Linked DNA regions of Homo sapiens: regions 1 and 3 are each linked to region 2. Evidence: chromatin loops called from intact Hi-C (ENCODE). Cell type or tissue: chondrocyte. All regions are shown on one strand.

Region 1 (2,500 bases), 570 kb before region 2:
TTTGAGGCAGCTGAATGTGGGACATTTTATGCAAGTCTAAGAAAGTTTAATTTGATCAAACATAAGATGGTTACTTATTTTTTAAAATAAAACTTGATGTAACAAGAAGTGTTTTAGGTAGATTAAACTGTGACAATATTATACAATGTATTAGAGTAGTAACAATAGAAAGAAACAGGCACCAGGTGATAAAATTCATGATGTTAGATTCAAAGGTTTTAAATTTTTGGCAGCAGAAATTAAGATAATTATGGTGATTCCTTGAATGCAAAGAGTAAGAGAGTTACAGAGTGAGAAGAATCAAATGCTTCAGTCTTTAGACTATAAGGATTGAATAGCTGAGAAAGAAAGCTTTTGGGGATAGTGACCAACGATGAGAGGTTTTAATATTTCCATTTTTATTCGCTAAATTAAATTGGTGAATTGAGGTGAGTAACACATATTTTGCAAGTAATGAAACTGAAGCTAATATTAGTTACTACCTATGCAACATTATATTTTAATTTGGGATTTCCAAGTCAGCTCAGGACTCTGTGATTTATTTATTATTTATGCATTGATTGAAATTTATGATTTTTTTTTTTTTTTTGAGACAGAGTCTTACTCTGTCAGCCAGGCTGGAGTGCAGTGGCAGGATCTCAGCTCACTGCAACCTCTGTATCCCAGGCTCAAGCAATTCTCCTGCCTCAGCCTCCCAAGTAGCTGGGATTACAGGCGTGTGCCACCATGCCTGGCTAATTTTTGTATTTTTAGCCGAGATGGGGTTTCACCATGTTGGCCAGACTGGTCTCGAACTCCTGACCTCAGGTAATCCACCCGCCTCTGCCTCCCAAAGTGCTGGGATTACAGGCGTGAGCCACCTCGCATGGCCGAAATTTATGATACTTTACTAGCCATATGACAGTTGCCAATTTATGGCTTCTGCTCCACATTCACCCTTCAATTACCTTCTCCACTGTAATGAAGCATTTCTTTGCAGCAAGTACAATATCAAGCTTTGCCAGTAGAGGGAGCTGGAGGGAGATTGGAGAAAGAGAGAGCTTCCTAGTTCCACAGCTGCTGCTGCGGCTGGTGGTGTGCTGCTTTTCCATGGATTTATCAGCAGTATGTGTGTATATACTGGGATGGGGGTGCATTCAGTGATGCTCTACTCTTGCTGTGTGTCCAGACTGCACAATCATTTTGAAAAGTCCCAACTTGACTCTAGCCTGGTGACCACCTTACATGAACACCATGCACCCAAGACCTCCCAATGATGCCTTGCTGGTGACTGGGCTTTTCACTCCCTGACACACCCTTCGTACATTCACCTGCCAGCCTTAACCTCTGTGCAGTTTCTCTAGTGCTGGTCTCCTGCAGATGCTTTCTCCAGAGATCAGCTGTCGTAGCAGCGTAGTTTTCTCTAACCCTGGGATCCTTCAGGGTACATAAATTTTGCAATAGCACAGCTTTCTCCAGCTCTGGCTTCCTGAGGAGTTACCAGAGTAAGGGATTTTTCTTGCACTGGGCTCCTAAGGGCATGATTCCAGAAGTGTTCAGTGGCCAACAGAACCTCTTGGCACCTTAGAGGGCAGATTTTCAGCAAGAACCACTGGTGAGGTCCTTAAGGACTTCCCAGTATTCAGAGAGGTATGCATTTCAGGCTTGGAGGAGCCCTTCTGTGAGTTCCCTAGTCTTAAGGACATTGGTTTTCCCTTATATCTGTTGCTGTTGTGTTCTTAAGAATCCTCTTTAACTCTCACTAGCCAATTTTCCATTATTCCAATTCCATGCTAATAATTCTACGTTAAACTTTTCTTGCTCAGATTACTGTGTGGTTTCTGTCTGCTACCCGGACCCTAAGTGACAAACAGAGGCACTGACCTTGCAACCTCACTCATCTTTTATCATCCTCTGTCAGTGGCCATTCTGTTTTTCTGTATAAGATTGATTTTACTTTATAATGAGCTCTCCATACCTGAAAAAGAATAAGTGACTTTATTCTGAATTATGTAGATCCTGGAGATCCAACTCATTTATGGAGAATAGTTTCAAGCTGCTGACTTGAGTAGGAGAATTCTTCATGGAATAGAGCAAGAAATAGTGGATCTCAAAGGCAGGAATCTGACTTTTCCTTTGTCAGCAGGCAACTGGCACCAGCTTTTGTCTTTCTTTTCTCTATTTTCTCCTTTCTCGTTTTTATCGCGAGTAGGAAGGAACTGAAAGAATACTACAGGATTGGAATTAGACTGCATGGGACTGGGGGGATAGAATTAATTATGGCAAGCAGAATATTGCTGTTTTTTACGCAAATTCGAATTACTCCAATCAGAAATTGTGACCCGGAAGTGTGGGGTCCTAGGTTCTTATCTTCTGAGAGGAAAGAACTCAACCAAGAGACATGCAGTGATAGTTAAGCATTAGTAAAGTTTATTTAAAATGACAGGACCCCCTGAAATCTGGGTCAGAGTGGGCTGCTTGAGAATAAGACAGCCCAAATTATCACTGTGGAAGCTCCCTT
Region 2 (2,500 bases):
TGGCCGCCTCTCTGTTCCATCCCGGGGATGTTGGGCTTTCCCCTCGGTCCGGGGCGAGCGCACTTCCCACCCGGAGACTGAGCGGGCAGCACTCGCAGGCCAGGAGCGCGTTCCGGGAGGCGCCGGCGCCTCCCCGCGGCCTGGGCGCACGTGCCTGGGCTGGGGCCGGAGCCCGCGGTCGCGCCGCGCCGTAGTAGCTGGGGCGGGTGGGAGCGGCTGGCTCCGGGCCGCGGCCGCCGCCCGCCCGCCGGCTCCGGTGGTTGGGCGGAGGAAGCGCGGGACTCCTCCTCCCCACCGTATTAACATGCACCCAGGGGCGGGTCACCAGCCCAGCCTTGCAGCCCCAGCCCGCCGCGTCCCGGCGCTCAGCCTCCGCTCCAGAGGCGAGCGCTGCGCTTCGGGCGCCGCAATCTCCAGGACACGGCCTCGCGGACACCTTCCGCCTCGGGGAATCGGCAGCATAGGCGGCGCGAACGGCCGCCGCCGCCTCGGCTCCTCTCTCGAGTCCTTCCCGTCACCTCGCTGAGAGCCGGTCCTGGTCGCGGGGACATCTCTCTCCTTCCTCCGAGGCTCGTGGGACCAACGGACGGACGCAGCCAGCGAGGGCCGGACTGCGGGACGCGGCCAGGTAACGCCGGGCTGCGCCGCGGGGCTGGGGCGTGCGCGGCGGCGGCGGTCGCGGCGCGCTGGGTGGCTCCTGGCTGCTGCCTGCCGCGCGGTCGCCGCTTCCCTCGCCCGCGGAGGGGCTGCGGGCTGGGCTCCCCCGGCCGCTGGCTCGAGAGTCCGCGCTCCTTACCCTTTCAGCCGCCCGGGGTGCACTCCCGGGCCCTCCGGGTAACCTGGGATCTCGGGGGCGAGCGCGTCCTCTCCGGCCATGCGGTCCTCGCGGCTCCCCACGGGGACCCAGGCAGGGGAAGGATTTCTAATTGCGACAGGGTCCCGGAAGGGGGAGGGGAGGAGAACACCGGTCCCCTGTCCCGGTCATGTCCACCGGTCAAATTCGCACCCCCACCCCACCCCCGATGCACCTTGCAGGGGAGGAGGGGGCTGCTCCCCGCAGGGCTTTCTCGGCAGGCTCCTGGGTCGTTTGCAAAGCAAGTTGTTGCACTAGCTTTTTGGGTGACATTTTGGCATTGTGGAAAAGGACCAACTCCCCCGTGCGTTTGTAAGAGAAAGCCAAAGAAACAGAGACACAAAGACAGGCACAGAGAGAGAGAGAGAGAGAGAAATGGGGTCCAAGGAGGAGGTCACTGGAGAGTCGCCCCCTGCCCGCGGCCAAGGCCAATTCCCGGAGAATCGCGGGGCGGGCCGGGAGACCCGACATTCAGCGAATTGAATGAGCCGGGCTGGAACCAAGGCCAAACAGGGACCTCTCCTCTGGGCTGGGCGAGATAACACATTGCACTTTCATTGAGGGGCGGCTGCAGCTGGGAGAGGCACCTTCGGAGGGCCCGCGGCGATGAAGACCCTGCTTTCAGGACTTCGGCTGCTGCGCTTTTTGCGGAAGGCGCGCTGTCCCGGCCTCGCTGGGTGGCACCGGGAGGCCGTGGGAAGGGGTGGCCCGTGGCTCGGCTGCCGGCGCCGGAGACACTGAGTGCCTGTGTCCGAGTGCCGCGCTCGCCCCCGGCTGCAGGGCTTGCCTCCAGCCCGACCGTAGCGCTGCGGAATTTTCTGCTAGAGAAGGGGAGGATGTGCGGAGGGCAAGGGGTTAAAGGTAGCCAGGCGGCAAGCAGTGGGACGCTGGGTGGGAGATGTCACGTCTTTTGTGGATCCAGGCGAGACTCTTCACTCCTTACTCCTGACACAGAGACTGACTCCCGGTCGTGGGAGGTGAATGCTCCCTGCCTCCTTCCATAACACGTGAAGTTAGGGAATTACGAGGAAAGACATATAATAAAAGTACCAATTAAAGACAGATCTTTTAGCTTTTGTGGTCTTCGTGAATGGCTTCGTAGAAGGTGAGGATAGATCAGTCTAAGATGTGGTTAGACATGGAGATGAGAAATGCTGAGAACTAGGAAAGCGATTTTAGGTCCTAAGGCAAACATCCTGCAAATTATTTTTTACCCTGAAAGAGCTGTTCTAAAAAGAACAGCCCTTTGACTGTTATTTATAGCACGATTTCAGTTCAGGAAACGACTTTCTATTGGCCTAGGTCATTTTGCATATAAAGCAATACTTTTTATTCCTTGAATAAAACTTGAACGGAAATGACATGGAGGCAAGAAATTTTACAAGATCCTAATTTATTTCATGCCAGAAGAATATAAAGTTTTCTTTAAGTTTTTAAAAGGAAATTCAAGCCTATAAAGAAATAATGAATATGTCTATGCAAAATGTATGATTTTAAAAAGTTTAAGTTATAAACGCTACCCTTGGTTCAGAAAATTCATACTCTGGCATGAAACAAGAAAGTTCATAGAAGTCAGGTGTCAGTAGCCCTGTTCTTAATTTCCTTTAGATTTAGTACTTAAATGTAAAGTTGTTTCAGTTGGTTAGT
Region 3 (2,500 bases), 350 kb after region 2:
ATGTCCCTGCTTCCACTGTTTTCTCAAGTTACTCAGTATGCCTAGGGGCTATATTTTGAGGTAGCATTTTCTGCACCCCATCTATAGATTTTTCAATTCTTAGAGTAAATAAACAAAAACCAAGATTTTTCTTCGGACCTGAAACACTAAAAGAAAAATCTAGAAAGAAAATCAGACACACAAACACCAAATGGAAGAATAAAAAACTTAAAAGGAAATAGAATCTGGCAATCAAATAATGTTGCTTTGACTCTCATTTTAGCTAAAAAGCAAGCGAGTTTCAATATTACTATTCATTACATTACATTCATTTCTATCGTAGAGAGATAAATCAATTTATTTTTAACAGCTTTGTTAAGAAATAATTTACACATCACTCAGTTCACCAATTTAAAATGTGTAGTTCAACGGTTTTTGGTATATTTATTAGCAGTGCTACGCAACCATCACTACAGCCTAAATATTAAAACCTTTCAATTTCATCCCCCCAGAAAGAAACCCTGAAATCCCTTTTTTCATAATGGTGAGGCAGAAGGCATTGTAATCCATTCTGGGTCATGGGGAACAAGTACATTGGGAAGCAGGATAGGGAAAGGGGAGCCAGACGTAGCTAGAGGAGGGTCGGTATTCTTCATCGATCGCACGGGCTTCCTGTGCTTCTACTAAAAGACAGCTTCCAGACGGCTTTCCCTAGTAAATTTCGCCGGTGGAAAATTCACTGTGTGATTCCATTTAAGCCTCATGGGAGTGTCAGGCCTTATAGAAAGGCTGAATTGTGAATCACATTCCACTACAGCTTTCTCCCTTTCCTTTCAAAAGGAGTTCAGGCTGAAGTAGAATCTAAGCACCATGTGTGTTTTGCTTCAGCAAAGAGGCAATTGTAATCCAGCGGCGCTGTGTTTTAGCTAGGCAGTTTTAAAACAAATACTTGCATTGGGTTGCTTTTATTAAGCCGCGTGGCTTTCTTTCTCTTTCAGAGACCAAAGTGTTAAAGTAAATCTAGTGCATTTTATTTTAAACGATCAGAATGTGACGAGAACGTTCATTGGCATGAAACAACTATAACAAAATCCACAAATCTTTTCCTTTCTGAGAATTATACACTCCGGATTGATCTAAGAATTGACTGAAATTGGCACACTGGACAGCTCTGTATTCGGGTCTCTCCTGCCTCATCCCTGCCACAGTTTGGGTGAATCTGGATGTCTTGACACTGGACACATCAAATACTAAAGTGGATATATTATTCTGATATTAAAAGCTTTGGTGAAAGTCCTCCTTCAAAAATGCTATTCTTCTACGTACAACTTTTCTGAAGAAACAAAGGAAAACACAGCTTCTGGTTTGTGTTTTGGTCTGAGAAGACAGGCAGCGCCTTGCTTTGTGAAGTTCTGTTCCTCTGTTCTGCCCTCTGCCGGCTGAAGGAAGTACTACTGGCACTTCGTGAGTTGCATTTATGCATTTATTTTAGCAAACCTGGGCACATTTTCTGACCTGCACAGTTAAAACAGCTAAACGCAATGCAGTGGTCAAACTTAAAATTACCAAAGGCAAATACAATTTCTTCTACCCACTCCTCGCCCTAGCCTCGTCCTACACCCACGGAATGTGGAAAGGTGATGCATGCAGGGCTGGGGGCATGACAGCTGATTGTGCAGCCTGCCTTTCTGCCAATGAAATACTAGCGTAATGATTGGAAAAGGGGTGAATTTCCAAGGGCAGAAGTTTCCCTTGGAGGTCTCAGGACTAGAACCCGGGCTTCTGTGTGAGCTACAGCCACATCGTAGGTTTCTTGGCACTGAACGTGCTGTTTTGTGGCCCTTATCCTCTGAGTTGAGATGAGCAATCTTTTCCTGGCCATGTATTGTCTCTGAGCTAGAGACAGTTACCAACTGCTACTTCTTAAAACAAAACAAAACAAAAACCTTTTTTAAAAATTAAGCAGTTTTTAGTTTAATTGCAACTTTTTTTTTTTTTTTTTTTTTTTTTTTTGAGACGGACCCTCGCTCTGTCGCCCAGGCTGGAGTGCAGTGGCGCGATCTCGGTTCACTGCAAGCTCCGCCTCCCGGGTTCACGCCATTCTCCTGCCTCGGCCTCCCGAGTAGCTGGGACTACAGGTGCCCGCCACCACGCCCGGCTAATTTTTTTTGTATTTTTAGTAGAGACGGGGTTTCACCGTGTTAGCCAGGATGGTCTCGATCTCCTGACCTCATGATCCGCCCACCTCGGCCTCCCAAAGTGCTGGGATTACAGGCGTGAGCCACCGCGCCCGGCCTAATTACAACTTTTAAGGCCTCCTTTTCTCCTGATTTTTGGATATCAGAGATAAAAAAGCAACAAACATTTGTAGAAATAGATCGCATTTAAATTACTTTAAATAGCAATACATTTCTGCCATTTACATGTTTCTTTGGGTTAACCCAAAAGTTCAAAGGTTATATCAAAATTTATAAGTTGAAGTAAATACATGTTATTCACAAACTCAACGATAAGTGAGTAT

The links. A loop is a pair of places that touch in the nucleus more often than their neighbours do. Peaks named below come from ENCODE experiments on the same cell type or tissue, not always from the same donor. Only the 100,000 strongest peaks of a DNase experiment are listed, where the experiment ranks them.
Region 1: a loop joins it to region 2, with 4 times the contacts of the local background. A loop is called at or near these places in 4 of 110 quality-filtered maps.
Region 3: it touches region 2 in a loop (9-fold over the local background); 5 of 110 quality-filtered maps call a loop at or near these places.

Annotation. Positions count from the first base shown.
Region 1 is chr18:5,022,014-5,024,513 of GRCh38, reverse strand. No RefSeq gene overlaps it. Among named protein-coding and RNA genes, the nearest start is that of LINC01892, 58 kb to the left of the region's middle. In chondrocyte, CTCF peaks have their summits at 805 and 1,005 (motif pointing right); no DNase peak of the experiment used is centred here.
Region 2 is chr18:4,453,134-4,455,633 of GRCh38, reverse strand. DLGAP1 (DLG associated protein 1) reads left to right here and starts at 327. Exons shown (of 13, transcript NM_004746.4): 1 at 327-628. RefSeq lists a silencer at 178-307. In chondrocyte, CTCF peaks have their summits at 129 and 1,297; DNase peaks (open chromatin) are centred at 283 and 1,543.
Region 3 is chr18:4,105,524-4,108,023 of GRCh38, reverse strand. The region is part of intron 2 of DLGAP1 (DLG associated protein 1); the gene reads left to right. Among named protein-coding and RNA genes, the nearest start is that of DLGAP1-AS4, 140 kb to the right of the region's middle. In chondrocyte, CTCF peaks have their summits at 1,205 and 1,415 (motif pointing left); no DNase peak of the experiment used is centred here.